4 separate regions of the Homo sapiens genome follow, and regions 1, 2 and 3 are each linked to region 4. Evidence: chromatin loops called from intact Hi-C (ENCODE). Cell type or tissue: Caco-2. All regions are shown on one strand.

Region 1 (8,000 bases), 310 kb before region 4:
ATGGCTGAGGCTGTCTCATGATCATATTTCTAAGATTCCATTTAAAATGAGTACGAATTCCAGCTCAACTTTAAAGTATAATTTATCTGTTAAATAAAAATCTGTTTGTATACATCTTGAGGGTTAAATTGCTCATGAAACTTGTATTCCTGAGGAGTGTGTAAAGGCCGAGGAAAGAGCCAAGACAAAGAGATGATTTGTATCTGTACATCTGCCTGTTTGTTCCACAGGGAAGTGCCACCAAGTAGGCCTTACGTTCATGGGCGCCTGGACGGGGCTTTTAAAAGTTCACAACAAAATCCAGAACACTTGTGGGTTTCCCCAACCTGAACCTTAGCTTTGAAAGAGTTTGCTGAGTTGCTGACACTCTCAAGATCCTGTTTCAAACTTAAGAGAGAAAGAATCACCCAGGGAGCTTGTTAAACATGACGATTCTGATGCAGCTGCCCTGAGAGTCTGCATTTTTTAATAAGCATGAACCACAACTTGAGTAAAGACACAATAGAAGATTTGGTTAACGAAGTCCATGTGCCCAGCTTGAACTTCCTTGATCTGAAGACTTCTCAGCATGGGACCCCAATTACTGTCACTTTTCTGTGCTGATGCACACTCAGTGATCCCGGCAGGCTCTCCTGCTCCCTACCCTAGGGCTTAATCAGCACAATTAATCACTTGTATTCCTTTGGAAGTTCTTCACTCATTTGTCAAGATACCCGTATATTGACACAACTGAAATACCGCCCTCAAAATAGGCAAGCTGTGGTTTGGCATCCTGGTACACACCTGCCCTCTGGTGGTGAGAGAGTAACTCCAAGCTATAGGGAAATAAAAGATCCTTTCCCTTCTGCTCTTTATCATGGTGAACAAGATGAAACTCGGTGTCTGGCCAGTGTACAGTAAAGAAAGGTGCATTTTAAAGGCATAGTCTACAAAGATGAGAAAATCCTGGGAGCAAATTCTGTTGCCAAACTATGACTAGGTGCCTTACATGGCAGCACATTGGAGAGTGATTGAGGGATTCATCCCACCAAACCTCTGATGCAGACGACACAGACCTGCAGGTTTCCCGGAGGTGAGGTTCTTCAGCGTGGGTTTGATGTCAGCTCCTCTGAAGCCAAACTCCTTCCTGACACAGAGGCGTTGGAGCTTCCTGGGACTGACATCTAATTTAGGGATAATCTAAGGCAAAGTTAGAGAAATCAGATCCTGTACTCTGGAACATTGTCATAAGGGAAAGACATTCTATCCATAACACTTACTAAGAAAGAGTAATTAACTCATACATATTCTTAATCATAGAGTCTATCACTTAATATTTTACCTTATAAAGAAGCCCCACAAGCCTAAATTACAAAATGGTACAAGCATATGGCATTCAGATTTACTGGGATTCTGAGCATAACTGTGTTTGCCCTTGTTAAAGCAGGGTCTTTTTGTACTCACTTGGAGACTGGGGCTGAGTGTACGTATAGCTATGGGTCGAAGGAGAGGAGACGCACTTCCGTTGTCTTCATCAACAGCTGGACCATATCAAGCCCCCACTACAGCCATGAGAAAATAAAAACTTTAGCAGAAAGAATAGTCAGAATAGGTTTAGTAGATCTAAGCTCTCATTGCAATTTGATTCTGACAAGTCTTTTGATGTCCCTGAGCCTCAATCTCTTCTTGTAAAATACGGCTTTTACACTTATCTCTCAAGATTATAGTTGAGATGAAATGAGCTTGTAGAAGGGGTAGGGTTTTAAAAATTATGCAGTGTAGAAGCTACAACTATTTCTGTTGAATTCTTAATAAGGCCAGGATGGAAATGTTCAGGTGGGTGGGCAGCAGGCATAGGGCCCTATGGGACACTGCTGTCCATGGGCATCCACTGGACTTGTTAAAGGAAAAATTGTTTACGACACATGTTAAAGGCAGTGAAGAAGACTTTATTCAAGGGAGGCTTCTGCAGTGGGGTTTTATAGTAGAGGAGAGAGATCAGTCTCCACTCTGAATATGATAAGGAAAAGTGGAGACTTATAGCTAAGGGGAACAGTCAGGCTTTGATGGATGGAATATTACTAAGAGTAGGGTAATATTTTGCTAAACTGACCTAACAGGATTTTTACTGAAGGAAGGCCAGGGTGATAAGATATCGTATAGAGGGTAGTCAGATTTACTGTAAACTGACTTAGCAAGATTTTTGCCAAAAGTGGAATAAGCCAACCATGGACACAACCCAAGATCCAGAGCCTAGTCAGAGAGACACTCGGGGGAGCCTAACTAGCATTAGATCAAGGACAGAGTCTTTGTCAAGAATCTTCCTGAATAACTTGGAAAACAGCTGTAAAAGCTGTACATTTATATGTTCATGATAAGCAAAATAAAACTTTTTTCCTGGGTTTGCAATTCTTGAAAGTGGTTTCTGATCATTATATTAAAAAAAAAAGAAAACTTTTGCAGCAGGAACAATAAAATTATTCTATTAAGTATTGATTAGAAATGTTTCAGCCTTTAAAATAATGTATTTTTAAGAAAGAAACTTAGTTAACTGCTGTTTCATTTATATTTACTGATATACTTTTGAATCTGGCCTAACCATTGTTTTATTATTCAAATAATTATCTAAACAATATTTCCCAACTTTGAAACTAATTCTAATGTGAGAGATTTTAGCGCTTATTTCATAGCTGAGAAAAACCCACCAGTTTAATTAGCATAAGAAGAATTACTACCTTTTCTTTGTCAGGAACTTAAAAACGGCGTACAGGATAAGCAAAACTGTGTAAGCCTTGAATCTTTTTCCTTCTTGCTAAAGAAATCTAGTCAGAGAATATTTTATACTGAAAAAAGAATTTCTTTATTTAAAAGATACAATATTTATTTCAATTTTTTATTTTGAAAGAGAGCCTTTTGGCCAGGCGCGGTGGCTCACGCCCGTAATCCCAGCACTTTGGGAGGCCGAGGGGGATGGATCACGAGGTCAGGAGATTGAGACCATCCTGGCTAACAAGGTGAAACCCTGTCTCTACTAAAAATACAAAAAATTAGCCGGGCGTGGTGGCGGGCGCCTGTAGTCCCAGCTACACGGAAGGCTGAGGCAGGAGAATGGCGTGAACCCGGGAGGCGGAGCTTGCAGTGAGCTGAGATCCTGCCACTGAACTCCAGCCTGGGAGACAGAGCTTTTGCATTTAGATTTTATTTATGTATATATGCATATATTTTAAATACAGACACACAATTGTTTATATAGTCCATATAGTTCTATATACTCTGCATCTTTTCAGTAAGTATAAGGCATTGAGGAAAGACAGAGCACCGTGTATTTAAGGCAGAAAGTAAGAGGCAGGAAAGGGCAGATTATAAAATGGAGCCAGGAATGCGGGAAGGGCTCAAAATACACACAAGGAAGTCCTATCCACTCCCTTTCCTACAGTCTGCAAAACGAGGGAAACTGGATGAGGTACATGAGTTACAGTGTCTATAAAATGAAAGCAGAACTGCTCTGGTAGAAATCTGGGTTCGGTTTCTGAAGTCGTTCACTTTGGTTGAATATTCTCACCTTACGTTAGGCAAGAGCCTGGACTAAGTGATTATTTGGAAGAAACCAAAAAAGTTGTCTTTCCTCTAAAGTGTATATTCTCTTAGACTCTGTGGGTTTGGAAGTAGAAATCCAGAGGTGTTGAGATTTAAGGGCCCTAATTACAGTTTTAAAAATTATTTCTCAGATATAATAAAATTATATTTATTCAATTATATGAGGGGAGAACTTAAGACCTGTGTTAAGCAATGGGTACAGATACCATTTAATAATTCAACATTATTAAAATTTAATTTTAGTAAAAAATTACTAAAAAATAATATTTAAAGACACCCTCAATACAGAGAGCTACAAATGTAGAAATTCAGGCGATCATACCAACTCTGAAACAAGCAGTAAGTTGTTTAATATTCCTAAAACTTTAACCCATTTGAAGAGATTAGAAATGGGGCAATTTCCAGGCATTCCTCTAGCTTTTAGCTTTAGCATAAGATGTGCCTCAGAGTCAAGAGTTGATGCTGAGGGTTACAGCTCTGCCTTCAAGTGTCAGTATGACTCAAGGCCAATCATATTTCTTTTCTTGAAAGATGAGAGGGTATCAAAATTAGTGGTTGCAGGAGCTGTGAGTCATGCCATCACACTGATTGTAATTACAGAGGCATATCCCTTTGGTAAAATGCTTTTTCATGAGTTGAGGGCAGGCCTAGTAAATATCACCACCAGATGGCAGTAGTGCACTCTGGAGAAACGTATCCAGGACGCTCCCTTTTCTGTTTTCCACTCACTAAACTCTCCACTAGGTGACAGCAGCATGAATATAATTGGAACGGCCATTAATGGATTATGTTAAAAAAAAAACTTTAATCCTCCTGTTGAGTCTGGGAGGAGCACTTTTAAAAAGTATGCACAGTTGGAATTTTTTTTGAAAGAAAATTTAATATACCATTTGCTTTTAGGCCTCCCACACACTCACCTAATATACAAAAACAAAGCAAAAATACAAAAGATACCTTTTCTTGGCGGGGGCGGGGGGGGGGGTGTGGGGCGGTATACAAAAACCTGGGGAAGATTATTGTTGAAACTAAATTATTATAACTTAAGAACTGGTGGAGCCAGGTGTTCTCACCCCAATTTAGGTTAAAAGTTACTAAAATAGTCAGTGTTAAAGATAATAATAATTATTATTTATTGACTACCCGTTATTTGCCAAGGATTGCATTTAAATATTTTAGAGACACTTTTTCATTGAATCTGGATGAGAGCTTCTCAAGAAAGCCGATTTCAACATAAGCCTGTTTAGGGCCATCGCCTCTGCATTTTCCATGACTTTATGCTCTTTCTGCTCCATTTTCACAAAAATCTGTACTGTAGAAGGCAAAATTGGAACTTCTTTTAAGGTATTATTTTGAGTGTAAACAGGTAAATTCTCTTTATTTATAAGTTGCCCACACATGTAGATGCATAACATTAATTCAAGGCAGGGCAATAATATATTTTGATTTTACAGTTACATTGAAAGCTAAAACTGAAGATTGGTTTGGAAGCAATAGGAAAGTAATAAACTCATTTATGATGAAACCTAAATGACTGATAGTATCATAAATAAGAATAGAAGAGGGATAGGGAGAATAGAAGAATACTAGGTGCTTGACCAGAATTGACTAGGCAGAAGAGAAAGGTAATGAGATGGGGGCAAGGGAGACAGGAATTCAGGTAAGCAGGCTTTACACTTTTCTGGTTACTCTTGCTTATTGCCTTTAGAAGCCTTACCCATGCTTAATCCTAGGCAGCCACATGTGACCTGATGCAGCACAGATGTTTTCCACGTGTGGCAGAGACCTGAACATGTTTTGAATCCCTTAGAGGTAAACTTTAGGCAGGTAAGCTTTGAAGGCAGAGTAACAGCAAGCAATATCTGTCCACAGCGAGAGTGATAAAGTCCCTGATACTTTATTTCTTGTAATTCAGTTTTAAATTTCTCCTGTAATTCAGTTTTAAATTGTACTGGAACCTTCCACGGAGGAGAAGAGGAATAAAAAATCAGGGACTACAAATATGACTAACGCCGTTTTTTTTCTACACAACAACTTTATTGTCCAGTAAAACTGTCTCTTTTTTTGGGGTTTTTTTTGTTTGTTTGTTTGTTTTTTTTTTTTTTTTTTTTTTATGGAAGTCTCACTCTGTCACCCAGGCTAGAGTGCAGTGGCACAATCTCGGCTCACTGCAACCTCTGCCTCCAGGGTTCGAGAGATTCTCCTGCCTCAGCCTCCCAAGTAGCTGAGACTACAGGTGTCTGCCACCAAGCCCCGGCTAATTTTTGTATTTTTAATAGAGACGGGGTTTCACTATGTTGGCCAGGCTGGTCTCGAACTCCTGACCTCATGATCCACCCACCTCAGCCTCCCAAAGTGCTGGGATTACAGGCGCGAGCCACCGCGCCCAGCCCAAACTGTCTTTTACTGTACTTTATTTCAAGCATCTTTAAGACAAATACAACAAAATGATATGGCAATATCAAGGGACAAAATCTGACTTTAGGCTCATGAGAAGAAGAGAAAGTCCCTCTTTTGTTTCTTGCATAAGATAGCCTTTGGCTGGGTTGTTTAAAGATGAGAAAAGAGTGGGAATGAGGGGCTTAGGAAAGGATGTTCTAGAAGGAAGGGCAGGATGGTGACTTGATTCCCCATCTGTGTCTACAACCATGTCCCCAGGTATCTGCAGACAATGGAAGGTAAACTCAGGTTGTCAATTAGCTAGCATAAATTAATAATAACAACTGCCTTTAATTAAGCAACTGCTTATTTCGAGCCAGATACTGTTCATACCTGTTTTGTATTTGGTCCTTTGGCCAGCCCTGTTGGGCAGGTAATATCATTCCTTCTCTGAGAGAATAACTTGCCAGAGTCTGTTAGCAAGTAGCAGTTAGGCTTCAAACTCTGTTCTCTTAGCAGTATTCCCTCTGCTTTCCTAGGGACCCCCAACCTAGACCATGGTTGGTAATATATGCACACTGACTGCCACCAGGGGTCACAGCCAATTTGGATAAATTGGATCTAAATGTAATTAATTATGTAACTATGGCCTATCCAAGTTTAATTCTATTAAAATTGCAACATGAAATTGGGGCATCATAGATGATTACTGGGGAAATAAGAATAGATTTGAATAAGATATTTCCCTTTTTCCTTTTTTCTGACTTAAACAGAAATACAGGAAAATAAAACAGAGAATGAATCTAACTCAGTTGGCAGCACAACTGGAAGATTTTTATCCTAGCTACCCAGCAGTTGGTTAAAAAAAAAATTATCAGCTCAAACTTTTCTGGTGATCACAGGAGGATGAGGTGGTAAAGAGTTAACAGTATTTTTAAAACAAGGTTAATATAGTTTAAGCATGAAAACAAAGCTGCTGACAATTTTTGATACTGTTTGCTCCCTATAAAGATATTTAATGTGGGTTGCATATAGTGACTATTCTGTGATTATGGTCCTCAGAATTCCTGCTTCCCAAAGTTCAGGGTGGCACTCTTAGAAAGCTTTTATAGAACAAAGTGGAGAAGCCAGCATACCACGCCTGACATTCACATTCTTCAGGACAATTACATTTAATAATACAATCAACAATCCATTCACACTGCATGTACATGTGTTTTTTTGTTATTTTGGTGGGGGGGGTTTCAAATGTTTATCAGAAAAATTTTTAGGAAATTTAAAGTAGCTCTGATTGTTGCAGTTTCCTCAGGTGAAAAAAGTAATGATAGTCACTATGGTAACCAAGATGGAGATAACGACAAGTAAAATCAGACCCATACGACAGAATTTTGAATGCTTCTCTTGTTTCTCTTCCTTTTTCAATAAAGTGTCAAAACCTGGAGTGTACATGTCTCCCAACCAAAACCGCAGGTCATTAGGATTTTCCTAAAAGAAAATTACATAGAGAATATGATTAATCAGTAATCAGTCAGTGTTACAAATTAATTGAGATTGCAGAACAAGACACTGTCATGGGGACTGATGGTCCATATTCACTCTGTCCTGGGCAAGGCTTCAATGTCATGGCTCACATGAGCGGTATGAGGCTTCCTTGAATAGCATAAAATTGCAGCTACAGTCTCCTGGCTGACAAGGAATCCCTGCAATTCCAATTTGTAGGTCTGCATCAGAATTAATTAGGAGGCCTTCATGATTCTTTAATTAAATTGCTCACATCAGAGGGTCAGAAACACAACGGTGTTTCTATCACATTGTAGCCAATTTGGTGTTCCTTACATCCTATAAATAGTGCATGTAATTCAGCATAGTAAGTTGAAATAAAATGAAAATTCTTTGCTTTAGATGAACCTTTGAGGTTTGATTTTGTCTGCATGCCAGGAATAAACATGCTTGGTGGGGTTTTCAGTAAACCCGGAAGCTGACTTTCATGGAAGTAGTAGGGCTAAAAGTCAGGAGTCTCTTCCATTACTCTTGACCCACTGATTTTC
Region 2 (8,000 bases), 100 kb after region 4:
TTAATTTTTGTATGTTGATTTTGTATCCTAGAACCTCACTCAATTAATATATTCGTTCTAACAGTTTTTTGGTGGGGTCTAGGTTTTTCTAAATAGATGATCATGTCTGGAACCAGGGACAATTTGAACTTCTTTTCAGTTTTGATATCCTTTATTTCTCTTGCTTAATTGAGCTGGTTAAGACTTCCATCACTACGTTGAATAAAAATGGTATGTTCTAACTCATATGCGGAAGCTAAAGAAAAGTTGATCTCATGGAATAAAGTATAAAATGGTAGTTACTGGAGGCTGGGAAGGGCATGTGTTTTGGGGGAAGGAATGAAGAGAGTTTGTTTAATGGGTACAAACATACAGTTAAATTGAAGGAATAAATTCTAATGTTCAACAGCAGAGAAGGATGACTGAAGTTAAGAACAATATGTACTATATATTACAGGTATGCATTATGCATTTATACTTAAGGTTGTATACATACAACCAAGTTTAATATCATTTACAAGGTGACTTTTGATTATCTGATTTTTTTTGTACTGATTTTTAGAAAAACCCTTTGATTGTCTATAGTTACAATAGAAAATATTTAGTTAATTCCAGTGGTTGGTTAAGAAAGGTGCAGTATATGTGAAGACATTTACAGGGTCATAGTTTTGTGTATGTGCATTGCCATATATAAGATAAAGTACATATGTACGATATGAAAGAGATAATACTGTGCTTCTCCTTTAGCTCTACGTTTTTACTAGAGTTAATCATAATACTGATGAATATGACTTTTTTTGTAATTTTAGTTGTCTGGAGAACATGGTGTTTTAAAAACTTAAGCTTTTTGCTTATCCATATACCTTTCTCACTCTTACAGACACATATTTAAATACATACATAAAAATCCACAGAAACAACACACCTACAGTTTAAAAACACACCTCTGTATTCTAAGTCTTAAAGTTTAAGTCACCAGGAAATTTGATGAGAAAAAAAGATATTCCAAGAAATGTAAATAGAAAATATAATATGCATGGTATGGAATGAAGGAGGGCAGGTTTGGGATGTTTCTGATACATGATGAATGCCTTTCTTTAAGTATACTTCTCCTTAAAATTTTATTTGACCCCTTAGGGATAGAAACAGAGCCCCATACACTTTACATTCATAACCCCAGCACATTTTGTAATACATCATGTCCAAGAAGTGTTTCAAAATTATTTTTAAAATCTTCCTGTGAATAAATTACTGATAAACCTGAAATATTGCCTAACATTTAAAAAATTAAATATGTCTAAATTTCCTCTCCATAATTAGGTCTTTATAAAATTACTAGAAAACATAGCCTATGCTCATATTTAAAGCTTACATTGGCCATGCAAAAAAATGATTTATAATTATTCAATGTATTAATGATGCAGTATGAGATATTAAAAATTTGCATAAGTTTGGTATGCATTATAGTTTTTGCCTACTCAACACATGATTTTCATTAAATTAAGAGGTATATTAATCACATAGTAAAGTATGCATGATTTTTACTGAAAAAAAATGTCCTCAGATAAAACAGCAGCCACAGGTGTTTTGAAATAAGTTGGCCAGTTTAAGTACACCTAGGAATCATCTCTTCAGAGGCTTTCTAACTTTTTGCCAACATATGAATTATATTCTCCAAAATGGACTACAGTTGAATTTTAAGGAAAAAAAGGAAGAGATTGTTTTCAACATAGCATGGTCTGACTTGGAAGAATTTTTTTCTTAAATATAAAGCTCTGCCTGAGTTGAGAAATATCTAGTCCTAAATCTTAATTCATCTCTTCTAGAAGGACTCTCAAGCTGGTAAATGTATTATTTTTAGCTAAACTATTTTGGATTTTAACTTTGTACTGATTTCCACTGTGTTTTCTAGAATTATCTTGTCAAACTGCTTTCCTAAAAGCACACTAAGTAGAAATAGAAAGATGGTTTTCATCAAATTTTTTCCTTTTAAAAAGCCAATCCGCTCGTGCACAGACTGTATGTTCTTACCATATAGAATTACAAATTAAAGTGAAATATTCAAATAATGTTAGTATAACAGTTATTCTTGGGATTAGTATGTTTTCATATTAGATTTTGGAATTTAAAAAAAATTTATTCGATTGACTCGCTAATGATGTAGTTTAGTCTACCTAAAGAAATTGTATACAATTTCTAAAAAAAACTTGTATATAGTTTCTGGAAGATTGTAGGGGTCCAACTAATTTAACAGAGTAACACTGCTTCCAGTTATACTTCATTATACTCCATGCACTTAAAATAGGAAAACGATGGCAACAATATTAGTGTTTGTTTTTCCCACATGATAAAGATTAGGTGGCTTTAAGAGCTAGTGAGGTAAATTCCATTTGTTTTATTTATTAAGCAGAGTTTTAGTTGTGATTCCTCATTCCTTCTTACTCTAAAAGAGGAGAAAATAGTACAGGGTGCCCCTCAAGCTATTAGTCAAGTGACCTAGTTTCAGTTATCCCTTTTCTGGGTTGGGCCAACACTGATTTTTCCCAGATGACCATATTTTCTTTTATTCCCATACAGGCATTCCTAGAGTTTTAAAAAGAAAGTGTGGAGTTCCTCCAAAATCTGTGGTCAGAACACAAATATTTTGAAATAGTCTCCTTCCTAGCCTGCTGTAGCTATCAGCATCACCAGTAGTCCTTTTAAAAAGAGAATCTTTGAAAGATCATTAAGAAGAATTAAAAAAAAAAACACAAAGTTTTATAATCCATAAATCTCTTTCACAGGACAATCAATTATACACAATTCACATGCTTTCAAATATTTTTCCTATGACTTTAGAAGTCTAAGCCTGTTGCTGGTGACACTCAAAATAACTATGATTTAATGATAAAGTCACTTGAATATCCAAATGATGTAGAAATAGAAAAAATATTTTAAAAAGGATAAAACTACTTTATTTATAGGAAATAAAGTGCCTATCTTTTCCCTACTGGGAGAGGAAGAAACACGTAGGTCATTTTAAACTTCTGGTGGATTTGACATTAGAAGGGAGATGGCCAGGACTGGTGAAATTCTTTTTGCCTCAAAAGGAAAAGTGGAAAGGAAAAGAAAGCTATGGGTTTTTTCCTAATTAATAAGCTCTGGGCTAAAATCCCATACAGACTAAGTATTATACATACACATCTATAAATATTACTAATTACTTTTTTCTTCATTCTTTCCTCTTATATAGTAAAGTGGTGATGAACAACATTACAATTTGGTGTTTGAATTACAGAGCATTCAGGTGGAGAATGTAACTAAATTAGAGGTGCTGAGATATGGATACAATGCCTTGGAGATTTTTGTATCTCTCCTCTTTGAATAGATCATGACAGCATTTTTTTTTTTTTGGTATAAAGGATGCTTCATATTGCATGGAAGCATATATCTGTTGTTTTTTTACAAGGTCTAACATGTAGAAAGTTGGGAATGACTAAATTGCATTAAAGTGTCTTGCAAATGTTTTTGCTTAAAGTCCATATTTTCATACTGTTATAAATTTCTTAAATATTTTCCCACCCATTTCAAGGATAAGTTGAAAATATGGCTCCCCCTACTGACTAAACTCAATATGTTCTTCCATCACTGATGCAAACAATCTTAACTTTTATCTCAGTAGTTTGCAGGTACCTGCTTTGTAAACTCAGAGACTGATGCCAATGGAAAGTCTAATGATGTTCCACAAAAGTGACGCTGTAATAGAAGACTTGCAAGGTACCCAACACCACAGCTAGATACATCCCTTTGAGGATAATTGATGGCTTATTTCTGGGATCTGGTGGAGAGATCTCCCATCACTGAAGAAAAATACTTCTGAAAACTGAAATAACTAGTATGCTATGGATAATGTCAGATACTCCCATAAAGCTAGAGCCACTCATCAGAGTCTACTGATAAAATGGTACACATAGGAATATGTTCTCAAATTGGGCTGTGTGTGTGTGTTGGGGGTTGGGAGTAGTGGTCAGGGCATTGTTAGAGAGATCATTGTATCCATGAGCAGTTTCCAGCCCTCTTTTGGGAACTAATGATACAATCTCTAGAACTGTTGGCTCCTGAACCCTAAAATTTGTCTCTTGCTAAAGTAAAGCAAGCTTCCTGGTGTGTTCCTAAATTCAGGAATGCAGTTTATTTTGGAAATATGCCAATATCTTTCCTGTGTTTGATAAAGACCTTAGGCAAGGTTCCCCCCACCCCGCCCCCCCACCAAGAGTAAAGCTATAGAATGGGCAGCATTGAGATCAACATATCTGAAAGTGCAAAGAGCACTGGGCTCTTCCTCAGAAAAAATGTTTTACATTTTATGAACTCATGGGTGGTGGCCATTGCTTTGCTTTGCCATGTGTTCAGGCAAATGAGCCCTAGATGATCATATAATTAAGAATAAATCTGTGTAGGGAATGTAGTTTTGGAAATCCTGTAGGAATTCCAAGAAAAAATTAAAGGGGTGCCGTGTACCTACTAAACAGAAAAAATCAGCTACTGGCTCAGAAGGGGACTAGAATGCAAAAGCTGACAGCTTCGTTTGGATCTTAGAAGTAGCTATATCTGGCCAGGCGCAGTGGCTCATGCCTGTAATCCCGGAACTTTGGGAGGCCAAGGCAGATGGACCATGAGGTCAGGAGTTTGAGACCAGCCTGGCCAACATGGTGAAACCTCGTCTCTACTAAAAATACAAAAATTAGCCGGGCATGATGGTGTGTGCCTGTAGTCCCAGCTATTCGGGAGGCTGAGGCAGGAGTATCGCTTGAACCTGGGAAGGTGGAGGTTGCAGTGAGCTGAGATTGTGTCACTACAGTCCAGCCTGGGCAACAAGAGCGAGACTCCGTCTCAAAAAAAAAAAAAAAAAAAAAAAAGGTAGCTACTTCTATATCTCAAGTAGACTGCGAAGTGCTCAAGCTATGAAACACTGCAAAGAGTAATTACATATTTATCATATTATGAAGCTGCTAATGTGGTAAAAGATGTACAGAATACAAACAGGAAATAAATATGTGTAAGATTTCTTCAAGACAATAGTTGACTGTAGCTGGCAGGCTACGTAGGATCCTTGCCAGTAGCTATAAATGGCTTCAAATATGTTCTGACTAGAATGGGCATATATTTGCTTTTGGACTCCCTTTATCCTGTAAAGGACGCAATAGCTGAGATACCATAAAAATTTTGTAGCGGAATGTTTATAAATGTGGCCAGGCTATACTTCATTAAATAATACGTATTTTACTAAGAAGCATAACATAATATGAACTTATGTCTCTTTTCATGCTCAAAGTAACAGTTTACTTGAGAACTAGATTCGGCAATTAAAAGTGAGGTTAATGATAAGTGGGGGTTGTGTGAAGGGAAGGCTGGCTTGATTGGATGAATGTATATTTCACCTGAATGACCAAAAGTGAAGAGAGAGGAACTTTAAGGTTTCTCCTGTGTAAAATGGAATGAGGGGTAGGAGATGATACAGCCACAAACTCTACCTTTCACACCTTGCAAATTCTTTTTTCTTGTCAGATCCAGGTGTACTGTGTCTGAGACTGCCCATGCATGTCACAACAAGAGAGGCATTGCTGTGCTAATTCACTTCCTCGAAACTTTAAGGAAATGACAGACTGGATATAGTCTTCACCATATGCGTTTAAACTAAGATGAACTGTAGATATTGGACACACTTCTAGTTATTGGAATTGTTCCATTGTTTTTTAATCTGTGCCAGGATGAAAAAAAAAATTCTGAGAAGGCTTTATCTGTCCTGTGGGTGGTTGTGTAGAGATTCCACCCAGCATGGCTGAGCCTGGACTAACACAGGTAATGAGTAAAAGAAAGAAAAAGGAAAATTTTGGCAGAAGAGAAGTGATACTTAAACAGGTAATGATGTATGAAAAAAAAGAACATCTAATTTTCTTAGCTGTTTTTTCAGATGTAGTGTCAAGTGATGGCCACTGCTGAAAGAAATATCTGGATTTTTTTTTCTGCTGAGAAGGGTATTTGAATGAAGCTGAACCCTAAGACTTACCCAAGAAGTTGCTGTGGGTGGTTTGGGGAAGATATCAACCAGCATCCCTTGATGATGATGATACTCTTAGCTGAAGACTTGCCTGAGTAACAGTGGTTTGTAATTACCATTTGGACTGTGTTTTTTTGTTTTGATTTTGGTTTTCTTACTTTTACACTGAACTGGACTTACTGTTCCTGGCAGTTAGCAACTGATGTACTGGATTGCTGTAAACCAGGATGTGGCCTGTTAAGGTAACTAGCTGAGTATGAGTATGAAGGGAAGCATATATCATTATCACCTGCTTTGTATCCTTAAAAAACTTTAAGGTGTGAATGTATATGGAATACTACACAAACAGTAGCTCAATTAATTAGATATGAAAAATGGTAAATATTGTCATTATACGGCAGTCACATATCACTGGTGATTTGCCCCAGGAACATTCAAGGTGGCAATTGTGGAAGCCTATGGTACACATACAAACGGAATGACAATAAGAAATAGTATATGCTTACTGACAGTGTCCTGAGGCACTTCATACTTCTGGGAATACCAAATATACTTGATTTTTTGTTAGAATTTCTATTTCTCTACTCATCTGTTCTTGCATGTTGTCTTTTCCCATTACAATCCTTGCACTTGTAGTTGTTTTAAATTCAGTCTGATAATTCTAACATTCCTGCTGTATCTAACTCTAGTTTTGATGCTGTATTTTTTGCCTTTTAGTAGGTCTTGTAATTTTTTGTTGAAAGCTAGACTTGTACTGGGTTGAAGGAACTCCAGTAAATGAACCTTTAGTGATCTATGGTGGTAAGATGTGGAGGCAGGGGAAGTGTTCTGTCATCCTGATTAGTCTCAGTCTTTTAGTGAACCTGTGTCTGTGACTATCACAAGTGCTTAGCAGTGCCTCCCCACCCCCACCTTACGTTCCAAGGTGGCTGGAGGTGGCGGGAGTTGGTAATTCCTCTTCTCACACAAGGAAGGCTAGAGAGAACTGGAGTTGGGTATTCCCTTCCCCAAGGATACTTCGGCTGTGGTAAAATGCCAATAAGTTAGCCTTTGGTGACACAGTTTCTCCTGAGGGTATTTTTTTCTCTCTCATATTCACTGTGCATTACAGCAAAGCTCCAAGAGGTAATCAATCACAAAGGTAGAAGGGCTTCTTTGAGTTTTTAACTCATAGACTTGTCCACACTGAGCCTCCAGCAATTTGTCAATTATGATTCAGGTTATCCTACTCTGGTTCTGGTTTCCACAGAAGTTTCTGCTCATTGGTGTCTGCTAGAGTATGCTGTGATTCTCTGTATCCACCTGTCCACCAAACAGGAAGTCCTCCACAATATTCTTGAATTATACCTGTACGATAAGTACTCAGAAGCAAACACTGATGGTATTTTACTCAACACTGGCCCTAACATACTGACAGGAAACTGGGGTTTCGGAAATTGGTGTTTTAAATCCCAGGGAGTGAATTAAGGAGGAAAGTTAGCTTTAGGAAAGTTGCATATGCAGGTGAATATGTCTGTCCAAACCTTTAAAAAGCTATGACTAATTGAGGCTACCTTGGGTAAAGGTATAGTCTAATTTATAGAGAAATATTCAATAAATTTGAATATCCAGAAATTTGTGAAACTGTATAATCGCAGTTAATGTGTGTTTTTTTCCCAACTGTTCCTTGGATGATAGAGACCCTGGTAGTTGTTTTAGTATGTTTTCTTGCATGTCACAACATTGTAGAAGTTTCTGTGCTAAGAATTAAAAAGATGGAGGAAAAGTAACAAAGATATTGACAAGGACTGGCAAGAAACTGCAAGTTAGAGATCAACAGATGATTTCATGGTCTTTCCTCTAGCTTCAGGGATACTTGAGTTGACCTTTGGCTATATTGTCTTAGTAACACTAACTCATAGAATTAATAGAAGAATACCCCAAATTAATTGGAGATAAATCAGAATCTGTTTGAGGATAATGTCCCTTAATAAGTACCTAC
Region 3 (8,000 bases), 50 kb after region 4:
TATATTTTCTGTTCCTTTCCCTTTCTCCTCTCCTTCTGATACACAAATTATATATATGTTGTTAGGCTTGATGATGTTCCATGTCTCTTAAACTATTTACTTTTTTTTCATTCTTTTTACATTTTTTCTTCTCAGATTATATGATTTCCATTACCTCTTTTTGAGTTCATTGATCTTTTCTTGTACTTGATCTATTCTGCTGGAAAACCCTTCTATTGAATTTTTTAGTTGAGCTATATTATTCTTCAGCTCTGTTTTCTGTTTGGTACTGTTCTTTTCTTTTCTTTCTTTCTTTTTTTTTTTTTGAGATGGAGTCTCACTCTGTCATCCTGGCTGGAGTGCAGTGTCATGATCTTGGCTGACTACAACCTCTGCCTCCTGGGTTCAAGTGATTCTCCTGCCTCAGCTTCCCAAATGGCTGGGACTACAAGCAAGTTCCACCCCACCCAGCTAATTTTTGTAATTTTAGTAGGGATGTGGTTTCACCATGTTGGCCAGGCTGGTCTCGAACTCCTGACCTCAAGTGAGCCACCCGCCTTAGTCTCCCATATTGCTGGGATTACAGGTATGAGCCACCACACCCGACCTTGTTTGGTATGTTTTAATGCCTTCTCTTTGTTGAGATTTTCACTTTGTTTTTGTATTGTTCCCCTAACTTCAGTGAGCAGCTTTATGGCCATTGTTTTGAATTTTCTGTTGGGTAAATCACATATCTTTACTTTACTCAGGTCTATCCCTGGAGATTTATCTTATTCTTTTATTTGAATATATATTGCTTTGTTTCTTCATTTTCCTTAACTCTCTGTTGGTTTTTGCATATTATGTAATATAACTGTCTCTCCCAGTCTTGACAGACTGGCCTTCTTTAGGAGAAGGATCTCACTCATCTGTCCAGCCAGAGATTTTTAAGTGTCTCTCAAATCTTTGGGTTTGTCCAGACTGCTGTATCTGTTTCTGGTGACTCCTTATCCTCCAGGTGTGCCATGTCCTGTTCGTACTGAGACTGGTAAGGTAGGAACCAAACTATTATAATAAATGTAACTGGAAATGGTAATATGCTGCACGTGTGTCCCCGTTTCTTATATCTTCATGGTGAAGTTAAGCACAGGTGTTTATCTTTACATTCTCTGTACTAGGCCAGGGAAAGGATCTGTGGCAAATACCTGTACTAATGTTCCACTGTGTGCTCTGACCCTGGGGAGATAGATGCTGACAGTGTGCCTGTTGTGTGTCCACCTCTTTGTTTTCTGTGGTCTATGGCTAATCAGAAATGCAAATCATTGTTGACTCCCAGGTCTGGGTCAATAAGGAGATAGTGCCTTGGGTGGGAGTTATAGAAGTTGTGGCATTTGTTAATGGCCAAACTCCTCCCAGGAGCTGGGGTTATTCGATGTGTGAACAACATGGGTAGAACTGGATTTATCATTGGGATAAGCTGACGGAAAGGCTCATGAAGTGTCAAGTTTCATTCTGGCTGCTGAAGGGCTACTATATATTGAGCTTTTTCACTCTGCAATGCAAGTTTGATAGAAGTTTGGTTCATGCCCAAGTGTGTCTCTACTTTTCCTACCCCTTCAATATGGACATTTTCTCAATTGCTGAAGGTGTAGTTTTTCCACTGGTCTCTGACTTTCTCCCAAAGGGAATTTATCTATGAACAGATGTTTACTTGGTATATCAGTGGGTAGAGGAAAAGATAAGAGCTTCCAGTTTCATCATTTTCAGAAAAATAGTGTAACTACGTCAAGTGCTGCTGAGAATCTCCACAATATGAGTAAAAATCTAATGGAATTTGGAAAAGTGGAGGTCACTGACAAGAACAGTTTTGTTAGTAAGCTGGAGATAGAAGCCAAATTGGAATGAACTGAAGCTTGGATGGGTAGTTAGGAAATAGAGGCAAGATATATTAATGTGTTTTCCATAAAATTTTGCTATTAAGGGAAGAGAAATAAATGAAAATCTAAAGTAAAAGGAAGTGGGTCAAGGGGACTTTTTTAAAAATAAGATGTGCGTTGTTAGAGTTAACGTTTCTTTTTCTTTTCTTTTTTTTTTTTTTTTTTGAGACACAGCCTCACACTGTGGCCGGAGCTGGAGTGCAATGATGCAATCTTGGCTCGCTGCAACCTCTGCCTCCCAGGAGTTCAAGCAATTCTCCTGCCTCAACCTCCCAAATAGCCAGAATTATAGGCGCCCACCACCAGGCCCAGCTAATTTTTTGTATTTTTAGTAGAGATGGGGTTTCACTATGTTGGCCAGGCTGGTCTCAAACTCCTGACCTCATAATCTGCCTGCCTCGGTAGAGTTAGCTTTTCTACAGGAAACAATGATTTGTAGGAAGGGAGATAAATGAATCAGAAGTGGGAGGTGGTAAACAGTGAATGAAGTTCTAGAGACATTGAGGAGAGGAGAACAGTAGTTTTGCTTTGACATACTCAAACAGCACTGCTATCGAGTAATAATAATAAAACAGGCTTTTCAACCACAGAAATTTGCTAATTTCTCCCTAGTTTCTCCTAAAATCCTTGATGTAAAAGTTGGTGAAGCTAACTTAGAGCACATAGTTGAGGTGGTGTCTGCAAATACCACTTGTGAGAATGTGAACATGTATAAGACTCAGCAGAAGTGTGGTGATAAAGATCAAAGTAGAAACAGTACTGTTAATAACATGCATACCTTTTTTACTGTTTCTGGAGAAATCACAGAATCATCTAGGATAAACGTGAAGCAATCCTAAGCAGACTTCAGGGCTACAGGCTGAGAGTAAGCAAAACAAATGTCCTTTATATCAAGATAATGTGAAGTACTATAGACACAGAACAGATGTGAAACAAATTCGCTTTGTTTCAGGATGTGTGGCAACTATACCTATTCAAATAATCAGGCCAAATCTTTCTATGAACACAATCCATGAAAATATATTTATTCACATTTACTGACATTGCATGTTAACCCAAACCAGGCCTTTAGTGGTTTCAAAAACTCCAACAAACTTCCCTTTTATTTGTGCTATTGAGAGAGGTATGGGGTATGTATGTGTGTGCCATTTAAAAACTTAAAATTAGGCCTGGTGTGGAGGCTTGTAACTGTAATTCAAGCACTTTGGGAGGTGTCGGTGGGAGGATTGCTTGATGCCAGGAGTTTGAGACCAGCCTGGACAACATAGTGACACTCTATCCCTACAATTTTTTTTTAATTAGCCAGGAGTAGTGTTGAATGCTTGTAGTCCCAGCTACGGGGAGGCTCAAACAGAAGATCACTTGAGCCCCCAGGAGTTCAAGGCTTCAGTGAGCTGTGATCGTGCCACTGTACTCCAGCCTGGGAGACAGAGCAAGATGCCATCTCCAAAAATAATAAAAATTAAAAACTAAAAATGAATGGAGATTACATGTGTGAAAATATGTAAGCCAAAGCCTAGTGTATAGCAGACATTTAACAATACACTAAATCCAAACCTTTACCTCAAGGGACATGAGGCAAGGAAAAAGGGGACTGTGAAATTTGAGTCTTTGTGAGAACTTAGATGGTTAGGATCCTCGTTAAAAATCTGTCATTTGATTTTAGTTCATCTGATTTATCAAGAAGAGCAAATATTAAGTACACCTCATAGTGTCATAATGCTGGGGTTGAGGGGTGTGAATCCACAAAATGAAACCTTTCATAGACTTGAATGTGAGCTCATTTTTGAGCCCATTCCATTTTGTATGTAATATTGTTTTTGTTTAGGTTAAATGCTAAGTGATATTCAGTGTGCCTGATTTATAGAATTAACTCTATAGGAATAATTGTTTATTCAGAGTATTTTTTAAATTCTGGATATTTTGACTCACCTTATAGGAATGTGAGTTGAAGTACTAATGAGAGAAGCATGAATCCCTGTAAACTATTAATAGTACTTTGAAAAAGTATTTAATCAACTTTTCCTTAATGAAAGTGAATGAGTAGCTTCCTTATACATTCAGAAATAGAATGTTAGTAGGCAGTGTTTAAAAGCAGCCTTGGCTGTCACTAAAATTTTATGAATGAATTTAATGCATACTCAAGTTGTATGTAAGATAGAGTTATCTTAAATATGTGTTTCTAACTCTTAAAGTACACAGCAAGAATTAAAGATTTTAGGGTTTTAATGAAAACCTAAAGCCTATCTTTAAGTTGAATATGTGCTTTGAGTTATGGCTTTTATACCAGAGATTATTTTTTTCCAAATTCTTCTTTCATTGCTATGACATAATCTATATTATATCACTGACTGTAGGTTATATTAATCCTAAATCACAAAAATATGACTATGATTATTTTGATGATTCTAATATTTTAGAAAAGTGAGAGAAAAGCTTATGGATGCATCATGAGCCAAGGATTTACCTGCTAGTTTTGATGCATAGTGAGGAGACTGAGGGGAATAGTAGGGTGCATGGAGTGTGAAAGGGCAAAATCTTGGGAATTCAGTCCTCCCATTTGCTCTGCCTCAAGAATATTCAATGAGTCTGCCAAAGCAGGTGACAATATATCCATCACTCTGACTCTGCTATAGAAAGACATATGTAGCTTCATTTAAAAAAAAAATGCTTACAAGACAATGTCAAGTCTTGAGATTCCAAAACTTTCAAAACACTAACAGGGTTATATAGACAACTTGTGTTCTGAGATATTATGCCACCGTTTCTTAGACATCTCTTATAAATTCTCATATTAGCAATGGTACCTAGATACATGACATAACTTAGAAATCACTGTGTTAAGTCTATTCTGCAGTCACAAAGGATAGGAATCACTGAGCGCATAACACTTGAGCTCCCTGTCTTGCAGCTGCCAACCTGCTGTGACGAGCCAATGACATCTTCTTTGAAGTTATCACTTCATCAGCATTCAGTGGCTGAAGCTTTCCTGGTGTGCCCTATGCTCTCACTTAAGCTCACACCGAGAGGGGAGGCACTTGATGTAAATGAAACGGCTGAAGGATCTTCTTTAGATGTGACAATATGAAAAGAATGTTTGTGGACGTGGTTAGGGAGTAACCTCAAGGGCAAATTCCAACAAAATTTACTCTAACACAATTAGAGGCAAAGATGTTTTGAACAAAGTTAAGTGACCATGGATTTGGATATCCTAAAAGAATTTAAGAAATTGTCTATTATTTTTAGGGAAGTTTGGTTACTTTTTATAATTGTAGGAAAGTACAGTGGAAAGATTACATATTCCATCTTCAATTTCCTCTACTGTGAAGAAAATCTCTTAGCAAATCATAAATTTTAAAAATCTCACATCTGAAAGATTTGACCTAACTGGTGAATTAAGCTATTAGAGGGAAAAATGATCTAAACTTTATGGTATTTAATGCTATAGGGACAATCAGCTCAAGAAGAAATCAAATATTCCTATATTCCCTAACATGTTTGCCCAGAGATAGGTAAGAGTACCTCTGAGTGAAAATGTGGAAGATTCTCATGAAGCCCATATCTTAGAGCAGCCCCACTTGTCCTTTCTCTGAAAATTTATGGTTTTAGGCGAAAACTAAACAACAAACTTAGTGGTTTTCTCAGGTGTTATTTCAATGTGCAAAGCATACATATTCACTTATCTAACAGAAGTTAGTCACATGGTGTTTAAATTACAACATATACTTTATAACTAATTGTCAAACATTCTCATCAGGTTTAGTAATTATTTCCACTTTTCAATAATATAGAAAAACTTCACCCCTACAGTGTCAGTTTTGAAAATTCTAGGATATTTGGATGATATAAAAAGTCATCAAATTCTCCCCGACCTTCTTCTCCAGCCCATCTCTGATTATGACCTTTGGCATCTATGCTCTTTACTGTTCAGCAGCATTCAGCCCCCGGCCATTATCCAAGCGTGCTTAGTCTCTCTTTCATCAGAAACTTAGCAAACCTATTGTTTCTGCCCAGAACATTTTCTCCAGTTAGCTGGATAACCCCAATACACCTTCTATCACCCCTCCCAAACTTTTATTCTTGCCATCACTTTTCGTAGAGTTCTTTAGACAGGGCTCATCATTTTTTCCCTTTAACTCTCTTAAAACCTCATGCCTTTATTAGAGTATTTATCACATCCCATTCTAATTATTAGTGGCAAGGTCAACCATCATGTTATTTGCATCTCTTCTTGGGGCTGTCATTATTTCAATAGTGATACCATGGGGTCATGTGGTGCCGAGAGGCAACTGGTCTTATGGGATCAGAATCTGCAAGATGCCATCTCCTCCCTCCTCACATTTCAGGGGAATATTATCTAAATCATCCCCTTGAAGCCACATCACTATTTCGAGGTGAGGGGAAAGTGTGGGGCCCTCTGATGGGGCCAGGGATGGGAAATTTTGTAGCATTCCAACACACCTCTACTAAGATGTTCTCTCTTGCCTTCTTCAATTGCAGAATCAAAATCTCTCCTTTTGTATTTTCTTTCTGGATATCATCACAAAAATAGGGGTATGTTCACATCCTTAGTAAGCCCTAAATGAGTACCATACTTGGTTTCAAAGTCTGCACATAGTTGCTACCAATATTTTTTGCTTTTAACCTTCGAGGGCTTCATCTAAAGCTGAGACAGAAAGTTATTTAGAGAACTATAGTGCTCCCAGGCAAAAGAATTCTGGAGAAAGGACCCTATGTCTTCCATTTAACTTGAGTGGAATTTGGAGGCATACAGAATGCAATGTGACCCAATTGGGCAGAAAAAACTAGTGCACTTGCACAGTGTCTCTCTGGCAAGGAGATGCACATAAGAAGGGTATGGGCTAGACAGTCCTTAAGACTGATTGCAAGAAGAAATGCTTACATCTCAGTGGGTCACCCATAGTAGTACAAGCTGGGTCAGTGCACACACACACAGAATTGAGGGTCAATTCAGAACCTAAACTGATCTATATAGTGACATCATTTGGGCCAGGAAAGTGCCCTTTGGGGGACAGTTTAGGAAAAGGCCACCACCTCTGGATTGATGTCTCCATGTAGGGCACAGGCTGGAAGCAGAGTTCAGGTTATCTTGCAGCCCAGACTTTTCTGGGCAGTGTTGTGTGATTATTTTTTAAAATTTCCTTCTGTCAACATACTGAGAGAACTGTAATAATGTATTCCTAGAACACTTTTTTATAATAGAAGCAGGACCTCACTGTTACCCAGGCTGGAGCGTAGTGGCTTGATCATCACTCACTGCAGCCTCGAACTCTTGGGCTCAAGCAATCTGCCCACCTCAGCCTCTGGAGTAGCTCAGACTACAGATGTGTGCCACCACACCTGGCTAATTTACTTTACTTATTTTAGAGACATGGTCTTGTTGTGTTGCCCAGGTTGGTCTCAAACTTCTGGGCTCAAGCAATCCTCCTGCCTCAGCCCCCTGAGTAGCTTGCCTAGAACACTTTTTAACCATCTAGGATAAGATTTTACAAATAAAAATATAACCAAACATCACTTTATTTTAAATACTCATTAAAGTTAATCATCAGCAAGGGAGATGTATTAGTCTGTTTTCACACTGCTGCTAAGAGACTGGGAAGAAAAAGGTTTAATTGGATTTACAGTTCCACATGGCTAGGGAGGCCTCAGAATTATGGTGGGAGGTGAAAGTCACCTCTTACATGGTGGTGGGAGGTGAAAGTCACCTCTTACATGGTGGTGGGAGGTGAAAGGCACCTCTTACATGGTGGTGGGAGGTGAAAGGCACCTCTTACATGGTGGTGGCAAGAGAAACATGAGGAAGAAGAAAAGCAGAAACCCCTGATAAACCCATCAGATCTCATGAGACTTATTCACTATCATGAGAATAGCACGGTTAAGACCTGCCCCACGATTCAATTACCTCCCACTGAGTCCCTTCCACAAAATGTGGGAATTCTGGGAGATAGAATTCAAGTTGAGATTTGGGTGGGGACACAGCCAAACTATATTAGGAGAAAACATTGAGAATACATCCTCAACTCCATGCTATCCAAAAAGATGAATCATAGTGTCATAGAGATGTTCGAATTTAAGGATTTCAGG
Region 4 (8,000 bases):
TAATGCAAATAAGATAAAAAATAATTGAATTTACAAAAGGCTCCAGATTCTGTATCAAAAGCTAATCAAAAAGACTACTGTATAAAACTCTTAATTTAAGTAGGAAAAGGTGGCATTAGTTTTAGTATCTACACTTCATCATCTGGAAAAAATAATCTAAGTAGTCTGCCATGTCAATAGTCCATTAAAAAAAAAATAGGCCAGGTATATACTAATATAGCTTATTTTGGCCCAGCGCTTATAAGCATGTTTTTAGAAAAAAAAAAAAAAAAACATTGTGTTAACTTTGAGCAAAGATAATTGTTGCACAGTTTCATGGGATTTAATTTATTGCTTTTGTGTGTTTTAATTTTTAAAGATGATTTTAAAGTAGCATAAAGTACTTCATGTGTTGTATTTTATTATTCAGTGATTTTTATTGAGTGCCAACTAAAAAGTAAAGTGTTGGAAATGAAAAGAGATGAACAAGACAGTGTCATCAGATCACTCATGGTATAAGTGTATTTTCACGTATCTCAACCTATTGTATTTCCCTGTTTTCATTGGTAACTGGCAAGTTAGGTTGAGGGCCCTGTGAAATATATCGAGACTGCTTCATCTTCTTTTTGTATTCTCTATATCTGGAAAAGGCCTTAGTCATAAGAGTTGTTCAATAAATGTTTAATTGATTAGTGGTAGTATATTTGCATGCTTATAAGATCTAATATATGACTCAAATAAGACTGTTATTCAATAATACACTAATCAGAACAAACAAAAATAATAACACTTCACAGATCAATTGCTAGATATATAAGTACAATTTGTACATTTTATATAGAGAGAGATCCAGATATGAGATCCAGAAAGATTAAAAACTTTGAAGAGGCAGGCTTTGCCCCTGTATCCAAAATCTCCATTCTGGCACTTATCCTTTGATAACACAAGTTAGAGTAGTACCTGGAGAGTGAAATGGTCAATCTTATAAATGTTCACTTTACTGGATAGCTGATGTTCTATTTCCTTTGGTACAGACTTTTGGATCCTTTTAAATATTTAATAATCCAAAAGATATTGAAAAGTTCAGGTACCAGTAGGCAAAGCTTACTATCAAGAGAGGGTAAGGGAAGGTACAGTTAGTGAACTACCCTCTTCTCTGCAACTGACAATAAGAAAGCTTTCCCTGAGAAGAAAATAATTGTTGCAAACTCATGGCCATTGCATTTATAAATGATTCACCATCTCTATATAAAGGCATCATAATTCCTCACATTAGAATTACAGGATCACAGAATTCTTGAGATATAAAGGAAGAGGTAAGAAGTTCTATGACTATTCAGTTAGAAAAAGCCCATATTCTTGCAGACAAGGCTTTTGAAGTTTGATCTCTAGACATTTTAAGATCATTTCTCTCTATTGCATCTTCTGGCCTAGTCATAGGAGACATTCTTTATCATTCCCTTGACAGGTCCTGCATTTTCATGCCTGCACTCAGTCTCCTCCCTCTACCTACAACACTCCAGCTTTTTTTTCTGCCTGGTGAAATCCTCTCCATGTTTTAAAATCCAGTTCAACTTCTTCTGCTTTGGGAAGCATTCCCCACCTCTCCCAAGGGATTTTTACCTTAGCATAACATTTGATTCATCATGCTGGTCTGTCACTGTCTTGTGACTACTTGTGTCATTTCCACTTACAGGTGATATCTTTCTCTTAACTTGTGAGCCCCTAAAAGGCAGAACATTCTATCCCCTAAACAAGGGACCTATAATACATTAAATATCCAATAGAATTTTAATCCCATCATTCAATTTTTTAAATTAAATCATCTAATTCTCTAATTTTACTTATGGAAACTGAAGCCTAAAGAGATAAGGAGCTTGTCAATCATCAGGGAACAAACCTCTTCCAGAGTACAGATAACAGCTCACTCTTTCCTTATCCACCAGCTCATAAGGGAACAGGGCTGGCATGTTAGAGTCTAGAGTAACAAACCCACCCTTCTTGGCTATTTGCTTAACTTTTTTACTGAAAATCTAACTCCTAACACTGGCAATGGCAGTTTTCCTCAATAACAAAGACTTCCCAGTTTAGAACATATACATATGTAGCTAATAGGAACAGTGAGTAAAAGTCCAACATGATAAACAGGGATGTATGTCAAACTCCTATTCAGTCTATGAAAAACCTACTTATAATTCTTTTTTTATAAATACTTTAAGTTCTAGGGTACACGTGCACAACCTGCAGGTTTGTTACATACAAAAAACCTACTTATAATTCTAACTTTGCTTCCTTAAGTATGGAGAGAAGGAATAGGTCATTTGGAAAATCTGACCAAAAGTGCACATTTCAACACAGTGAAATTCTTTATCCCCCATTGCTACTACCACACCAGGAACTTTCTATATGTGATTATTTAATCCCCAGCCAAAAGCTAGTGGACAATGAAATCTCCACAAAATGTTTTCCCCAGTGAAATGTTCAAACATCAGTTCCACATAAAACCTTTTAATAAAAGCTTCTCATGTAATTTTTCCATGCCAATTTTTTTCAATTATGCCTAAAAATGCCCGTATTTGAATATTCATCATTATGAGTACTGTCCAACAGTTTACATCATTTGACTATGGGATCTTGGGTCAGGGGAGGTGGTAGTTTTGGGTGGCTTTGATTGTGCTGATATTTTCTGCTATCCACTGCTGTTGGATTTTCTCCAAATGAGCAGTTTGCTTCCATGCAAGTTCTTGTGGATTTCTCAGTGGCTCACTATGAACAGCAAAATGAAGCCACAAATCACAAGTGCATTTTTGATATTTTATGAGTTTTGTCTTAAACCAATTAATAGTAAAGCCTATGGTGGTGGCAACAACCATAAAGGACATGGTGGTGTTGCACAACAACGTGAATGTACTTAATGCCACGTACCTGTACATCTAGAAACAGTTAAAATAGTAAATTTTATGTTATGCATATTTGACCCCCCCACACACACACACACACAAAGGTCAACTTATAGAAGCTTGTCCCAACCCCTGAATCGTGACAGAGGGAGAAAAATCAAATGATGTTCTACATTGACAGAGCAAATGGCTTTTACTTTCCATCCCAACAGGCCTTTTAACAAGGCTCTCCACCTTGCTCCTTTCCTCCAAAAAGTGGAAAGAAGAAAAGGAACTACTGTCAAATGAAATGTAAATCACAGAACCATAACCCTTTGAACACAGATCGGATTCTAATGTCACCCGTTACTCAACCTCCAGTCTCTCAGTTGAGTCCCTCCCAACTCCTTTCACAAGAACAGTGAACAGGTGTCCAGTATGACTCTGGATGTGTTTAAATTCTAGACAACTGTCAGAGTAATCCCCTATAGAACTGTTCTTTCAACTTTGAAGTAGGTTATGAAAAAGCTCTAAGATAACAGATGAGGAACTGAGAGTGCGGCGCAAACACGAAGGAGATTCATCAGTGAGCCGACTGGTTGTCTTTCGAGTTCCTAAAAGACATCACGTGGAGCGCTTAGTTTGGAAAACTCTGGAGAACAGAAAGAAGTTGAGCCATTGGGAAGAAGTTACGAAAAGGCAGAGTTTCACGCAGTTTTGAAAGACACATAACCATCTGGAAGGAGAAGGCCATTTATCCACCCAATTAAACTTCCGATTTACACAACTGCCCTGGAGATGTTCCATGGGAGGCAAACGATGTAGACACCTGGGGGTGCAGTCTAGGGCCAAGCTCAAAAGGAGCACACTGAAAGGGGAGAAGGTGCATGCAAATCATCCTGACCTATGGGCAAGGAGAGGAGCAGCAGGGGAAAATGGAGAGCTAGGGAAAGAAGGCGCTTACCAGGCCACCTCCACAGGTGCTGAAAGAAGCCAGCGAGCCAGGGTGCCGCAGCACAGCTCCGGTGTAGAAGCAGCCTGCGTCTGGTGGCGCGGGAGGTTGCGGGGCGGATGCTGCCCCCGTGGGGCCGGGGCCGGGATTTGGCCGCTGTTCCACTGCGAAGCGCGGCGCCAGGAAGCGGCCGTCTCTCCGGAGCAGCAGGTACAGGTCCCGAGAGAAGGCCGGGATCCGCAGCAACACTTCGTCGCCATCCGGCTCGGCATGCTGGGCCGGGGGCGGGGACGGGGGCGGCTGCGGGGGAGGCGGCGGCTGCCACGAGGCCGGGGCGCCCGGGGACAAGGCGGCAGCCCCGCTGGATCCCCGCGGCAGCTCCTGCGACTCGAGCTCCTCGTCCTCCTCACCCTCCGACGGCGGCGGGGGCCGGAGCCGGGACTCTGATCGGCCCTCCACGGGCTCCTCCAAAGGCACCGGAGCCACAGAGCGCACCTCGCGTGAGCTGCCGGCAGCCTGCGCCCGGGCGCTTCCGCCGCCCCCAACGCCGCGCACCCAGCCCGGGTCCGCGCTGCCCCCGCTGCCGCCAGCCGGGTCCACCGGCTCCCGGCGCCAGAGCGCAGGAAACACGACTTCCCACTCCTCGCGGTCGGGGGCGAACTGCAGCTCTGCGGGCGGGGCAGACAGAAGTGCGGGGCTTAAAGTGCCGCGGTTCCAGTAGCACAAACATTTCCAAGCTCACAGTCCATAGATACAGGGCGCTCGCGTTGAATGCAATGGAGACCACCCGTCTAGACCCTGAAACTCTGCAACCCCAGAAGCCTTGCGATCAGATTACAGACCCCAGCATTTTCAGAGTAAAAGTACGATTATATTAGGGGCGGGGGAGGGGGAATCAAAGTTTGGTGACCGCACTTCATTGTTGAAAAGAAAACCGATGCAAAGACTCCAGCACGAGTAAACGATTTCTGAAGTGTATGCTAGAGCAGAGCGTTGCTATCAACTTAGGTACGTTCTAATTTTCCTCCAGGTGCTGTAAACGTACCTTTGCAAATATTATTGCTCTAATTAGAAGGAAACTATTCCACATACGGTTAAAACGAGGCCGGCAGAAGTGTGCTTCATTTCCGAACTTGACCCCTTAACCTGCACCTCAAGCTCATTTTTATTGCTACCCACTGAGCCCTGCTCTCCACGCACCGGTTGCACCAGCCCTGCCGACCCGTACGTTCGCGGTCTCCGCTGGGATGGCTGGAAAGGAAGCGAGAAAGTCACGGAAGAACTTACCTGAAACGATCCCATTCGACAGGAACCCCAGCTGGTAAAGGAGGCAGCAGCAGCAGATGTGAGTCAGGCGCATCTCGCGGTTCTTCCCCATACTGCGCTCCCGCGGCCGCGGCTTCTCGCCCGGCGCACGCCTCCAGCGCGATCCACTCCGGGGCGCAGCGGCCTCCCCGGAGCGCTAGGAGGCCGGGCGGCGAATTTGCCCAGGCCCTTTGTCTGCCGGGGGAGGGGGTGTTGGGGTGGGGGGGTAGGCTGTGTGACTCCGGGAGGCCGCCGAAGCCCTGGCGGGGGTGGGGTGGGGTCGGGTTGGGGGAGGAGCGGGGGAGGCAGCCCCGCGGCCCCGCAGCCCTCGAGCTCCCTGGCGAATTAGGAGATGAGTCTATTTTCTGTGTTCTGGACGCTGCAGGAGTTTCCGAGGCCGAGCAGGCTAGTGCTGGAGCCCCACAAGACAGACCCACAGCCAGCCGAGAGCCGGGAGTGCTGCCTCTGGACAGGCAGAGGACTGCCCGGCGCGGGCAGGAGAGCTGTGGTGTCCGAGCCGAGGCTCGCCGCCTGCACCCGCGCGGAACGGGCGGAGGCTGGTGTCACAGTCTCAGCAACTTGGTGTGCCAAGCTCCGCACACTCCTCACGCTCCTTAGGACGCACCGCTGAAGGCTCTCACCCGCAGCGGCGCGGGAGGGAATGAGTAGGGAGATGGGAAGACACGACTAGAGAGGTGGGTTGTAGAGCAGAAAAGAATCAAGCACATCTGACCAGAAAAAGGGACCAAGGGGTGCCCGCCAAGCGTGACTTTGCGGGACAAAGGTCCCAGAACACCGTGCACGTGCTCAAACGCCGGTTGGGATGGGGTGGGGACCCAAAATCCCTCACCTGACTATTGATTGGCCACTCGGGAAGGCCTGATTTGCATCCATCCCCTGCCCCCGTGTGCAGGTAGAGGTGCCTCCCCCTTCCCATCCCACTCCTCAATCCAGCGCCTCTTTTTGTCAAATTCGCACATCACACAAGGCAAAAATTAGTGCAGACTTGACCACAAAACTGAGGCCTCATTTATCAAAGGCCTTTGATTTGTCTTCCCATCTTTTTCGGAATTTTCTAAGCCCGGAGATAATGTAATTCGTCATGGAATATGCTTTAAAGTTTCCCAGGACAGTAGGCACCCTTAGGTTTCAGAGCCTCTTTTCCTTCCTTGTCTTTCTAGCTCCCCATTCATCAGTACTATCAGTTTCTCTCCTTCCCCTACCCCACCCCATTACACACACACACACACACACACACACACACACACACACACGAGTCCTAAAAGGAGTAAGAGTAAGGGAATCAACATTAAACATTATATTCTAAAGATCTCAGACCAGGTGAGATTATTTTGTCTTCTGTACTTTTTACTTGTACATAAAAAAATATGTTTTTGCTGTTTCTGTCCTCTTTGGGGCAATTCAACCCCATATATTTTTTTTTCCTTTGTTGCAATTCTCTTCATGGTACCTACTCCCCTTTCCACAACTCTCCCTCAGCCACATCAAAGCGTTCACATCCGATTTAAGGATGATTGATCTGAACTGCCATTTGCATCCTCTGGACTAGGCCAGACACCTAGAAATGATAATTAATGCAAATCAGTTTTTTTTTTTTTTAATTCCAGAACTGAGGTTGGTTCACCACTTCCTTTGTTATTTTACCTTCTGTTCCTTGTGTCAAAGGTGACTACTATGCCTTTAAGGGAAGCAGACGATCTTATTTCAAAGGAAAGCCATTGTTTGAATTAGCTGAGTCCTATAATACTTTCTTTGAGTTGTCCAGAGTTTAGAAACAAAGGCAAAAACACTCAAGGTGACTTTGTCAAGAGTGATCTGCCTCTAAACGCTGTCTTATAAAATCTCTAATGCTGGAGTAACTAACATGTGGGTTTCCAGATGCTCAAGAAATATCTGGGTTACTTAGAAACCTAAATGCTTTTTTTCATGAGACTCAATTTTACAGATTTAAAGCTAGGCAAAAAATCAGAGGCAGTTTATTTTTTGAGTATAGCAAGCTATTTAGATTGAAAGCTAATTTCAATGAAACACCTCCAGTAGGAGATGAGTCTTAACACGTTTCTCACACATATTTTAACAACAACAACAAAAAGCAGAACTGAAGGAATAATGCATATTAAATTGTATATATTTATTAGAGTACATTCATGATTTTTTAAAACCAAATGAGTTGTATAACTAAGTTAAATATACTCAGAAGCACAGCTTACCAATGTAAGTTTGCATTGCTGCCTTTTTTTCCCACTAATATATAATCTTTACCAATCCTTCATGGTAAAGGTTAATATTGTTATGGAAAGATTTGTCTAATTCCCAGATAACTCTTCTCTTTTTTCCCTTTTGAAATACTGTTATAATTTATTTACATATTTTAGAGACATTTATAAGTCATTTGGGTTTTAATGACTTATGTACTTATTTCTCCTACTAGACTATCAATGTTTTTGAAAGGTAGGAATGATTTCTTTTATATATCACCCTGACTAATTCAAGGATTTACACTGAATAGGTTCAGAAATTATCAGGAAATTCTCTCCAAGGTGCTTTAGAAAGTGATAGAAATTGATTTGTCTATGGTATTTTGTTCCAATTTGAATTCCTTGATCAGGAGTTGCAACACTAACTCTGCTGGTGATTAGCAACTATCAACATGACTTATCTGGTTTACAGAAGGAACAGGCCTAAGAGAGAAATGTGTGGGGAATTTTTGTGCTCTAGGAGAGACTTAGATATGCAAGTGAGAGCGTCCGTTAAAGTGAATTCAAGTACCTATGTATATAAAAGAAAGAACTAGCCTAATTTGGAATTGAGTAAACTGTGTGTGGTGAAATAGAGAAGAAAAGGCAGGACTGAGGCATGTGTGT

The links. A loop is a pair of places that touch in the nucleus more often than their neighbours do. Peaks named below come from ENCODE experiments on the same cell type or tissue, not always from the same donor. Only the 100,000 strongest peaks of a DNase experiment are listed, where the experiment ranks them.
Region 1: a loop joins it to region 4, with 11 times the contacts of the local background. A loop is called at or near these places in 9 of 110 quality-filtered maps.
Region 2: it touches region 4 in a loop (2.2-fold over the local background); 2 of 110 quality-filtered maps call a loop at or near these places.
Region 3: it touches region 4 in a loop (2.1-fold over the local background); 2 of 110 quality-filtered maps call a loop at or near these places.

The regions. Positions count from the first base shown.
Region 1 is chr5:129,764,321-129,772,320 of GRCh38, reverse strand. It overlaps MINAR2 (membrane integral NOTCH2 associated receptor 2), which reads right to left. Exons shown (of 3, transcript NM_001257308.2): 3 at 5,589-7,437. The coding sequence ends at 7,258. Among named protein-coding and RNA genes, the nearest start is that of MINAR2, 20 kb to the right of the region's middle. RefSeq lists enhancers at 264-817, 4,138-4,197, 4,068-4,569. In Caco-2, CTCF peaks have their summits at 800 (motif pointing left) and 4,246 (motif pointing right); DNase peaks (open chromatin) are centred at 780 and 4,260.
Region 2 is chr5:129,357,215-129,365,214 of GRCh38, reverse strand. All of the region lies in intron 4 of LOC102723654 (a long non-coding RNA gene), which reads right to left. Among named protein-coding and RNA genes, the nearest start is that of MIR4460, 36 kb to the left of the region's middle. In Caco-2, CTCF peaks have their summits at 3,365 and 3,570 (motif pointing left); no DNase peak of the experiment used is centred here.
Region 3 is chr5:129,407,588-129,415,587 of GRCh38, reverse strand. No RefSeq gene overlaps it. Among named protein-coding and RNA genes, the nearest start is that of MIR4460, 14 kb to the right of the region's middle. RefSeq lists an enhancer at 4,574-5,117. In Caco-2, no CTCF peak of the experiment used is centred here; a DNase peak (open chromatin) is centred at 4,877.
Region 4 is chr5:129,457,580-129,465,579 of GRCh38, reverse strand. ADAMTS19 (ADAM metallopeptidase with thrombospondin type 1 motif 19) reads right to left here and starts at 5,282. Exons shown (of 23, transcript NM_133638.6): 1 at 5,098-5,282; 2 at 3,823-4,478. The coding sequence starts at 5,188. It overlaps ADAMTS19-AS1 (ADAMTS19 antisense RNA 1), which reads left to right and starts at 4,891. Exons shown (of 2, transcript NR_125748.1): 1 at 4,891-5,155; 2 at 5,501-6,021. RefSeq lists an enhancer at 5,361-6,323. In Caco-2, a CTCF peak has its summit at 3,923; DNase peaks (open chromatin) are centred at 3,919, 5,569 and 5,959; H3K4me3 peaks cover 2,403 bases; H3K27me3 peaks cover 253 bases.